Regions from separate parts of the Mus musculus genome. Here region 1 is linked to region 2. A link is a loop called in an ENCODE intact Hi-C map of the cell type or tissue named here. Cell type or tissue: left cerebral cortex. All regions are shown on one strand. Links, peaks and the distances in the headings refer to the core of each region. The heading gives the core; the rest is flanking DNA.

Region 1 (5,386 bases), core at 154-5,153, 130 kb before region 2:
TCAGAAGTCTCCTGAGTATTTACCTAAAAGAATTGAAATCAAAATCTCAGACTCATTAGCAGTCCCGTGTCCACTGTGGCGTTATTCACGATAGCCAACGAGTAGAAATGAGTTGACATTCATCTATGGTTAAATGGATACAGGGGCCAGGGTGGATCCACACATCCCCATCCTATGTAGCCTTGGAAAAAGAAAGTCCTGCAATGTGTGCCTATAGCAGGCAGCATGGCAGACAATGGCACTGTGATGGATGGAAAGAGGTGGTCACAGAAAACTGATGACTATATGGGTTATAGTTCAACAGTGGTTGTCTGGGACAGGCAAGAGGGAACTGCAGAGTTACTAACCAAGGAGTAGTAAGCTTTAGTTAACCTAGATGAAGCAGCTGTGAAGCTCTAGTGCAGAGTATTGTCTCTGTGACCAACAGCACTGTGTTGCATACTTAGAAATGTTGGAAGGTGATTCTCATATGAAGTGTTCTTACCACAGAAAACAGGAAGTTTTTAAACCACACTGTTATTGCAAGCTGGGAGAGAAGAGAGGGAGACAATAGATAGAACACTGTGTCTGTGACATATGCACGTACATTACATGTGTGCAGGTGCAGGAGTACACATCTTCATGTATGTCTGTGCATGTGGAGGCCAGAGTCTGATGGCAGGTATCTTCTTCAGTCTCTCTCCACCTTACATTTTGAGACAGGGTCTCCCACTAAACCTAGATTGTTGACTAGGCTGACTGGCCAAGAAGCTCTAGTGATCGATCCTCACATCTCCTCCAACTCAGCTGTGGGATTACAGGCATGTGCTACCACACCCAGGTCTTCAAGTGGGTGGCAGAGAGATAAACTCGGGTCTCCTTGTGCTTATCATTTTACTAACTGTGCTATATCCCCAGCCACAAGTACAAATAGAATTTGAAAAAAACTACTGCAGCTTCCCTGTCACCCAAACCTCTGTCCTTTTGAACAGCTCACACTGCACTGTTGGTTAGACAATCTAAAAATCACTTTGGACAAGTCATTTGAGACAGATGCTCTGTCTGTCTATCTATCTATCTATCTATCTATCTATCTATCTATCTATCTATCTATCTATCATTGTGATTCAGAACCTGAGAAAAACTTCAACACAAGACTTCTGAAAGGGTTGGGAGAGATGGGGGCTGATGGAAGTGTTAAAAAGTGGATCCTTGGGAGATGATCAAATGTAAATTAAGATAGAGAAACAGAAATTAATTCCCATTTTCAAAGGGCTTGTCATCAATGTATTGGATAGCATTCTGAGAATTTGTGTTAAGGATGTGAAGACTCAGAATCTGCTTCTGGGCAGGGAAATGGATTTGCACTTAAGTTCTACAGATGAGTGTTAAAAACTCCCTAGATTGTGAAGGTTGGAGGAAACAGAGGAGAGGGGATTACAGTAGACTGAAATCTCTTTGTCCGGAGGTATTTCAGAAAGGAGTCCTACCTAGACACATCAGGATTAATTCTGCCTTCAGTTAACACTCTCCCTTCTTACTGAGTCCCCAAGGCTGGGTGATAGACTGTCCTCTTGGCCACATGGGGTCTCTTTGTAGGAGCCATGACCACTGAGACAGCTACAGGCAAGTGCCAGACAAGAGCTTCCTCTGCAGGGCTGGGAGTTCCATCCAGCCTGTAGACTGTCTCCAAGATTTCCCTTCTCCCCAAAAGACCGCCTCCATGGCAGCCATATGGTGCCTACTGCTGCCAGCCACCCCCGGGCACACGCAGTTCCTACAGTAGAGAAGGAGAATCGGTTACCTGCAGGGATGCCTCCTCCACTGTGTAAGGTGGAGGCACAGGGGAGAGTAATTGATGCTTAGTTTTGCTTTTAAGCAACTGGCAGACATAAAGAATACAAAGACAGGGTAGATTGGAAGCAGTCAAGTTTCGGGAAGAGTTCCTACACGATCACTCTCCACGGGGCTGCTCTCTTCCCATATGTCTCCTGATACCCAAAGGGAGCACTCTCTCCTCATGACTGAAAAGCCAAACAAACCTGCCACTTGCGTTCCCATCACCCGGTCACTTGGGCACAGAGTGGCAGTAGGTGGCAACTGAATTAATGTGGCTCTAAAGTAATTTGAAAACGCCAAGAGTAGCAAATGATCACATGAAAATGCAAATCGTTGCTTATCTGGACTGCCCCGCAGATGCTGTGATTCATCATTGACTGTTCAGCTGGATTTCCAAGTGAGATCTCAGTAAGCGGGTGGAAAGGGAGGGCTGGCCACCTTCTGCCTGCAGAGATTTATAGCTCCTTTTATCCAGATGTAAAGCACCCGGAGTTGGAAGGAAATATTAAATGTATAAAATCTCAATCTATCATGTAGTCCTATTCGAGGAGGATCAAAGGGCACACAAGCCTGCACTTACACCCCCCCAGACGCCCCTCCCTCCACACATGCATACAGGTTTTGTGCAATCCAGCCATTATTTTGCTTCTTACCTGAGTTGAGGCAAATTCTTCTACCCAATTGTCAACTCACCCTTCAAACTACCCATCCATCTATCATGCACTCATTCAGTCATCCACCCACCTGTCCATTCATCTTTCATTTGCCTATCTATCCATCTGCCCATTCAACCACCCATTCATTTATTCATCTATTTATCCATCCATTCATTCACCTACACATCTACCACTTTCATATATATACACACACACACACACACACACACACACACACACACACACACACATCTATTCATCAACCACCCACTCGTTCAACCACTCACTCATCCAACCACACATTTTTCTGTCCAGCCACCAACATGTCCATACTTCTACCCATAAGCCCATCCATCCATTCATCCATCTGTTTATCCACCCATCTATCTACCTACTTATCCATCCATCTGTCCATTTATCCATCCATCCATCCATCCATCCATCCATCCATCCACCCACCCACCCATCTACCCATACATCCAGAATTTCTTTCACACATTTGATTATTTTAAAAAAATATATTTGTTAATGAATCCACCAAGGGTTCCCTGCTGGCCATAAGCCCAGTGCCTGATTTAGAAAGGGACCCACATGCTCCCATGGATGCCTATAATTGTGGCTATATAAACATCACAAATTAGACTCAGTGGGTTATAAACAGACAAAAATAACATGAAATTAGGAGGAGTGGATGATAAAGCCAGAACAGGGTGTGACAAGGTAAATATGATAAAAATACATTTCACATAGATATGAAATTCTCCCAAAATTTGGTAAAACATTTGTATTAAAATTGGGGTATCTCACCATCATCAGAACCCAGCACTCCCACTTCGCCCAGTCCAGGGCACCCCAACACACCGGAAAACATAGACCTGGATTTAAAAGCATATCTCATGATGATGGTAGAGGACATCAAGAAGGACTAAATAACTCACTTAAAGAAATTCAGGAGAACACTGCTAAACAGGTAGAAAACATTAAAGAGGAAGCACAAAAATCCCTTATAGAATTGCAGGAAAACACAACCAAACAGGTGATGGAATTGAATAAAACCATCGAAGACCTAAAAAGGGAAGTAGACACAATAAAGAAAATCCAAAGTGAGGCAACTCTGGAGATAGAAACCCTAGGAAAGAAATCTGGAACCATAGATGCGAGCATCAGCAACAGAATACAAGAGATGGAAGAGAGAATATCAGGTGCAGAAGATTCCATAGAGAACATCGGCACAACAATCAAAGAAAATGGAAAATACAAAAAATCCTAACTCAAAACATCCAGGAAATCCAGGACACAATGAGAAGACCAAACCTACAGATAATAGGAGTAGATGAGAATGAAGATTTTCAACTCAAAGGACTGGCAAAATTATGGAAGAAAACTTCCCAAATCTAAAGAAAGAGATGCCCATGAACATATAAGAAGCCTACAGAACTCCAAATAGACTGGACCAGAAAAGAAATTTCTCCCGACACATAATAATCAGAACAACAAATGCACTAAATAAAGATAGAATACTAAAAGCAGTAAGGGAAAAAGGTCAAGTAACATATAAAGGCAAGCCTATCAGAATTACACCAGATTTTTCACCAGAGACTATGAAAGCCAGAAGATCCTGGACAGATGTTATACAGACACTAAGAGAACACAAATTCCAGCCCAGGCTACTATACCCAGCCAAACTCTCAATTACCATAGATGGAGAAACCAAAGTATTCCACGACAAAACCAAATTCACACATTACCTTTCCACGAAACCAGCCCTTCAAAGGATAATAACAGAGAAAAACCAATACAAGGACAGGAACCTCGCCCTAGAAAAAACAAGAAGGTAATCCCTCAACAAACCTAAAAGAAGACAGCCACAAAAACAGAATGCCAACTTTAACAACAAAAATAAGAGGAAGCAACAATTACTTTTCCTTAATATCTCTTAATATCAATGGTCTCAACTCCCCAATAAAAAGACATAGACTAACAAACTGGCTACACAATCAAGACCCAACATTTTGCTGCTTTCAGGAAACTCATCTCAGAGAAAAAGATAGACACTACCTCAGAATGAAAGGCTGGAAAACAATTTTCCAAGCAAATGGTATGAAGAAACAAGCTGGAGTAGCCATCCTAATATCTGATAAGATTGACTTCCAACCCAAAGTCATCAAAAAAGACAAGGAGGGGCACTTCATTCTCATCAAAGGTAAAATCCTCCAAGAGGAACTATCAATTCTGAATATCTATGCTCCAAATACAAGGGCAGCCACATTCATTAAAGAAACTTTAGTAAAGCTCAAAGCACACATTGCACCTCACACAATAATAGTGGGAAACTTCAACACACCACTTCCACCAATGGACAGATCATGGAAACAGAAACTAAACAGGGACACAGTGAAACTAACAGAAGTTATGAAACAAATGGATCTGACATATCTATAGAACATTTTATCCTAAAACAAAAGGATATACATTCTTCTCAGTACCTCATGGTACCTTCTCCAAAATTGACCACATATTTGGTCACAAAACAAGCCTCAACATATACAAAAATATTGAAATTGTCCCATGCATCCTATCAGATCACCAAGGACTAAGGCTGATCTTCAATAACAAAATAAATAATAGAAAGCCAACATTCACATGGAAACTGAACAACACTCTTCTCAATGATACCTTGGTCAAGGAAGGAATAAAGAAAGAAATTAAGGACTTTTGGAGTTTAATGAAAATGAAGCCACAACATACCCAAACTTATGGGACACAATGAAAGCATTTCTAAGAGGAAAACTCATAGCTCTGAGTGCCTCCAAAAAAGAAACTAGAGAGAGCACACATTAGCAGCTTGACAACGCACCTAAAAGCTCTAGAACAAAAGGAAGCAAATTCACCCAAGAGGTGTAGATGGCAGG
Region 2 (5,386 bases), core at 196-5,195:
ATTAACCTCAGTCAGTAGCCAGCCTCCCCTGTTGAGCCTGCTGTCTAAAGGCTGCCAGCAGCAGTCACTCCTCTGCTTCTGGGGCAAAACTCATGGCAAGAAGGACTCAGTGCTGGGGATTGTTAGCTCACTGTGATTATCTTAGCTCTTCATTCCTGCTTGGAGCCCATCTCTACCATCTATGCAGAAAGGCCCATGTCACAAAACTCAGACTGTCAACGACACTTCTGGCCACCCTGCTCTGTTGCCCACACTTCCTCGGCCTCCGTCCCAGATGCTTTCCCAGTCCTGCAGTCTCTCCCTCCTGGGGCCCCAAAAGCAAATGAGCCTGTGCATCACCACTTGGTGCAAATTGTTCGGGAATCCCCATCTGTCTAGACCATAGACTCTGATTAACAAAACTGCATACCTGACTCAGACGCATTCTGTCAGGATGCTAAGGACTTAGAGATAGGCCAGGGCACGTGGGACACTCCCTCTTCGTTGCTGCATTATGTGACAGGCTACTTTGTCATTTTCTGTGGCTCTTCACACATGCTAAGGATTTTATATCACATACACATTTTAAAATGGCCTCAGAATATTATCCAAGGCTTACAAGGGGAGGAAATCTGTAACCATGCTACAAAGTAGATGAACCTTGAGAACATACAGACTGAAAGGAGCCAGAAAGGCAGATGCTGCTGATTCCTCTTGCACGAGGTCCTTAGTATCTCCATAGAGACAGCCTGGAGTGATGGTTACCAGAGGCTGCGGAGGGAGAAGGGGAGAGTTGTTTAATGGGCACAGTTTCTGTTTTATGAGATGAAGAGGTTTTCCAGATTTGAGGACAGTTACACCGTAATAGGAATGTAGTTAATGCCACTGCACTGCTGGATGAAGAGAGGGTAAGATGGTAAATTTTATGTTATATATATTTTACCACATGTTTTTATAGTCCGTTTCTTTTGTAGATTCCAGGCAGTGCCTTGCGAGGCACAGATAAATGCTGCTTCAGGTCCTCAAGACATTTCACCCATCATTTAACCCTTAGGATTCCCACACTATTACTTGCTCTATCTTCACCATAAATGTGTGAGGTGTGTAATTTTAATATAACAAATGGGTAAGAAAACCAAGGCTCAGTAACATTGCAGACCCTGATCACAGCCGGTTGGAAATAAACTAGGAGAAAGTAGGTCTTCAACTGCAGGTGAAATGTGTGTCCATGGCTGTTACCTGCACGTGTTTATCAACTTGGAGATCCAAAATCAATCCTTCAGGCTCATATTCAGAGTTCCAGACATCTCTATAAGAACAATAGTGAGCCTCGGGAATAGTGGGTATGGGGTATACATGCCTCTGTGTGTCTGTGCGTGTGCGCGTGCGCGTAGCATACGTGTGTGTGTGTGTGTGTGTGTGTGTGTGTGTGTGTGTGTGAAAGAGAGAGCGAGACAGAGAGAGAAAGAGAGAGAGACAGAGACAGAAAGAGAAAAACAGAGAGACAGACAGACACAGAGAAAGACAGAGACAGAGAGAGACAGAGATTACTGTCTGAAGAAAAACCATACCACTTCCTGTTATGGAGAGGGGGAAGCCTATAAACTATCAAGCAACATTTAATAGTTTATGCCTTAAACTCTGTTGATAGGAATGTGAATTAGTATAGCCACTATGGAAAACAGCACAGACAATTCGCCAAAAAATGAAAAGTAGAATTGCCCATGATCTATCAATGTAATATCTGAGGTGTATATATTCAAAGGAAATGAAATTTGTACCTGATAGTGATGTCTGTTCATTGCAGGTACCATTCATAATAGATAGGATATGAAATCAATCCCAATGTCTATCAACAGATGAATAAAAAGCCAAACCACGGTACAGGAAATATGCACAATCCAGCCTTTAAAACAGAAGGAAATCCTGCCATTTGTGAAAACGTGGATAAAACTAGAAGACATTATGCTAAGTAAAATAAGCCAGACACAGAAAGACAAACCGTGCATCATCTCATTTATGTGTGAGATCTAAAATAGGCACGGGCGCACAGAAGCAGAGTTAAAGGATGGTGGGCAGAGGCTGGAGGGAAAGGGAAAGTGAGGAGATGTTTGTGGAAGAGCACAAACTCATTATACAGGATGGCTGTCTTCTGGAGACCCGATGCATAGGTGGTGATTCCAGTTCACATACCGCACTGTAACTTGAAATTAAAATTATCTAGGAAGGTAGATCTTAACTGTTCTATACACACACACTTGCATACTTGCATACACACTCACATATACACATGCGCATACACGCTCACATGCACTCACACATACTCACATGCACACACACTTACATGCACACATGGGCACACAAACATGCACACACACTCTGTCTCTGTCTCTGTCTCTCTCTCTCATACACACACACACAAATGGTATCCAAATATTATGACGTGTGTAGGGATTTTTTAGAATGTACAAAACTGTGTGTCTAAGTATTGTGTTGCATACTTTAAACATAGACATCGTTATTTTTATTTATCAGCTATATCTGAAGCTGGGGATGGGGTGGGGGCAAAGGAAGCACAGTAGTTTTCAAACACAGGCAGCCAAGTCAGAGGCAGAATTGGCCTTGGAACTGGTTGCCATAGGCAACACAATGCAACCTAGTCCCCAAGTCCTTGGCATGTGTGTGGCAAACCGTCCTTGGGCTTTGCAGCCTGAGGTGCATCTGAGCCAGGAGCACAGGCACACAGCAAGGGACAGCCTGTTCTCAAATAGCCCTGTTAACTCCCAGACAGGGTGCTGAGGGCAGAGCCCTTCTTGGAGAAAGAGGAGGGAAGATATGGGCCAGGACAGAATATTTGGGGGTAGGGTGGGCTTAAAACAATTCTGATGAAAAGTCAGACTGCTTCTTGTTGACATAAGATGATAATAGTCACGCTGTGGGGTCTCTGCCTGGGTCACCCCTTGTCCATCTATTCTCTATTTAAAGGTAAGCGGTGGTCAGTATGAGATTCTGATGTGTAATGGTTGCTGGTTCTCCTTTTAACAACATAGTTTTCTATAAAGAAGCAAGGCAAACCAACCTGCTCTTCTGACCCCTACTCTCAGACCCTTAGTCTGCCCTTCTTCATCTCTCAACACTAGAAAAGAATCAGAGAAAGGGGGTGTGAGTGTGTGTGTGTGTGTGTGTGTGTGTGTGTGAGAGAGAGAGAGAGAGAGAGAGAGAGAGAGAGAGACTACCCCAACATGTCACATGAAAATAACATAGTCCAGGCCTTCTGCTGAGCTATTCTGTGATGTTCATGAATGGGCAAGGCAAGGCTTCCCAATTTCATTATTATTATTATTATTATTATTATTATTATTATTATTTTTCTTTGTTTACATTTCAAATGTTATCCCCTTTCCTCATTTCCCTTCCCAAATCCCCCTATCCCATGCCCTCTCCCACTGCTCACCCACCCACCCATTCCCTCTTTCCTGTCCTGGCATTCCCTTATATTGCGGCATCGAGCCTTCACAGGGCCAAGGGCCTCTCCTCTCACTGATGTCCCACAAGGCCATCTTCTGCGGCTGGAGCCATGGGTCCCTCCATGTGTACTTTGGTTGGTGGTTTAGTCCCTGGGATCTCTGTGGCGTACTGGTTGGTTGATATTGTTGTTCCTCCTATGGGGTTGCAAACCCCTTCAGCTCCTTGGGTCCTTTCTCTAGCTCCTCCATTGGTGACCCTGTGCTCAGTCCAATGGTTGACTGAGAGCATCCACCTCTGTATTTGTCATGCACTGGCAAAGCCTCTCAGGAAACAGCTATATCAGGCTTCTGTCAGCAAGCACTTGTTGGCATCCACAATAGTGTCTGTGTTTGGTAACTGTATATTGGATGGATCCCCAGGTGGGGCAGTCTCTGGATGGCCTTTCCTTCAGTTTCTGCTCCACACTTTGTCTCTATATCTCCTCCCATGGGTATTTTGATCCCCCTTCTAACAAGAAACAAAGTATCCAAACTTTGGTCTTCCTTCTTCTTGAGTTTCATGTGGTTTGTGAATTGTATCTTGTGTATTCTGAGCTTCAGGGCTAATATCCACTTATAAGTGAGTGTATATCATGTGTGTTCTTTTGTGACAGTGTTACCTCACTCAGGATGATATTTTCTAGTTCCATCCACTTTCCAAAGATTTCATTAATTCATCATTTTTAATAGCTGAGTACTATTCCATTCTGTAAATGTACCACTTTTTCTGTATCCTTTCCTTTGTTGAAGGACATCTGTGTTCTTTTCATCTTCTACCTGTTATGAATAAGGCTGCTATGAACATAGTAGAGCATGTGTCCTTGTTATACGTTGGAGCATCTTTTGGGTATATGCTCAGGAGTGGTATACGTGTGTCCTCAGGTAGTACTATGTCCAATTTTCTGAGGAACAACCAGACAGATTTTCAGAGTGGCTGTACCAGCTTGCAATCCCACCAGCAATGGAGAATGTTCCTATTTCTCCACATCTTCTCCAAGCATCTGCTGTCACCTGAGTTTTTGATCTTAGCCATTCTGACTGGTGTGAGGTGGAATCTCAGGGTTGTTTTGATTTGCATTTCTCTAATGACTAAGGATGTTGAACATTTCTTTAGGTGCTTCTCAGCCATTCGGTATTCCTCGATTGAGAATTTTTTGTTTAGCTCTGTACCCCATCTTTTAATAGGGTTATTTAGTTCTCTGGAGTCTAACTTCTTGAGTTCATTATATATTAGATATTAGCCCTCTATCAGATGTAGGGTTTGTAAAGACCCAACAAAGAAAGAGAACTTCAGATCAATTTCCCTTATGAATATGGATGCAAAAATACTCAATAAAATCCGCGCAAACTGAATCCAAGAACACATCAAAACGATCATCCATCATGACCAAGTGGGCTTCATCCCAGGGATGCAGGGATGGTTTAATATATGGAAACCCATCAAAGTAATCCACTATATAAACAAACTCAAAGGAAAAAAACTGATCATTTCATTAGATGGTAAGAAAGCATTTGACAAAAATCCAACACCCCTTCACAATAAAAGTCTTGGAAAGATCAGGAATTCAAGGCCTATACCTAAACATAGCAAAAGTAACATACAGCAAACCGGTAACCAACATTAGACTAAATGGAGAGTAATTTGAAGCCATCCTACTAAAACCAGGGACTAGACAAGGCTGTCCACTCTCTCCCTACATGTTCAATATAGTACTCGAAGTCCTAGCCAGAGCAATTAGACAACAAAAGGAGATCAAGGGGATAAAAATTGGAAAGGAAGAAGTCAAAATATCACTATTTGCAGATGATATGATAGTATATTTAAGCTACCCAAAAAAATCCACCAGAGAACTACTAAACCTGATAAACAATTTCAGCAAAGTGTCTGGATATAAAATTAA

The links. Peaks named below come from ENCODE experiments on the same cell type or tissue, not always from the same donor. Only the 100,000 strongest peaks of a DNase experiment are listed, where the experiment ranks them.
Region 1: it touches region 2 in a loop (3-fold over the local background); 3 of 42 quality-filtered maps call a loop at or near these places.

What each region holds. Positions count from the first base shown.
Region 1 is chr6:31,914,293-31,919,678 of GRCm38, reverse strand. No RefSeq gene overlaps it. Among named protein-coding and RNA genes, the nearest start is that of Gm31894, 100 kb to the left of the region's middle. In left cerebral cortex, for the core only: no CTCF peak of the experiment used is centred there; DNase peaks (open chromatin) are centred at 724, 1,729 and 2,147; H3K4me3 peaks cover 424 bases; H3K27ac peaks cover 2,015 bases.
Region 2 is chr6:31,788,376-31,793,761 of GRCm38, reverse strand. It overlaps LOC115490344 (a long non-coding RNA gene), which reads right to left and starts at 935. Exons shown (of 3, transcript XR_003956275.1): 1 at 653-935. In left cerebral cortex, for the core only: no CTCF peak of the experiment used is centred there; DNase peaks (open chromatin) are centred at 2,001 and 2,598.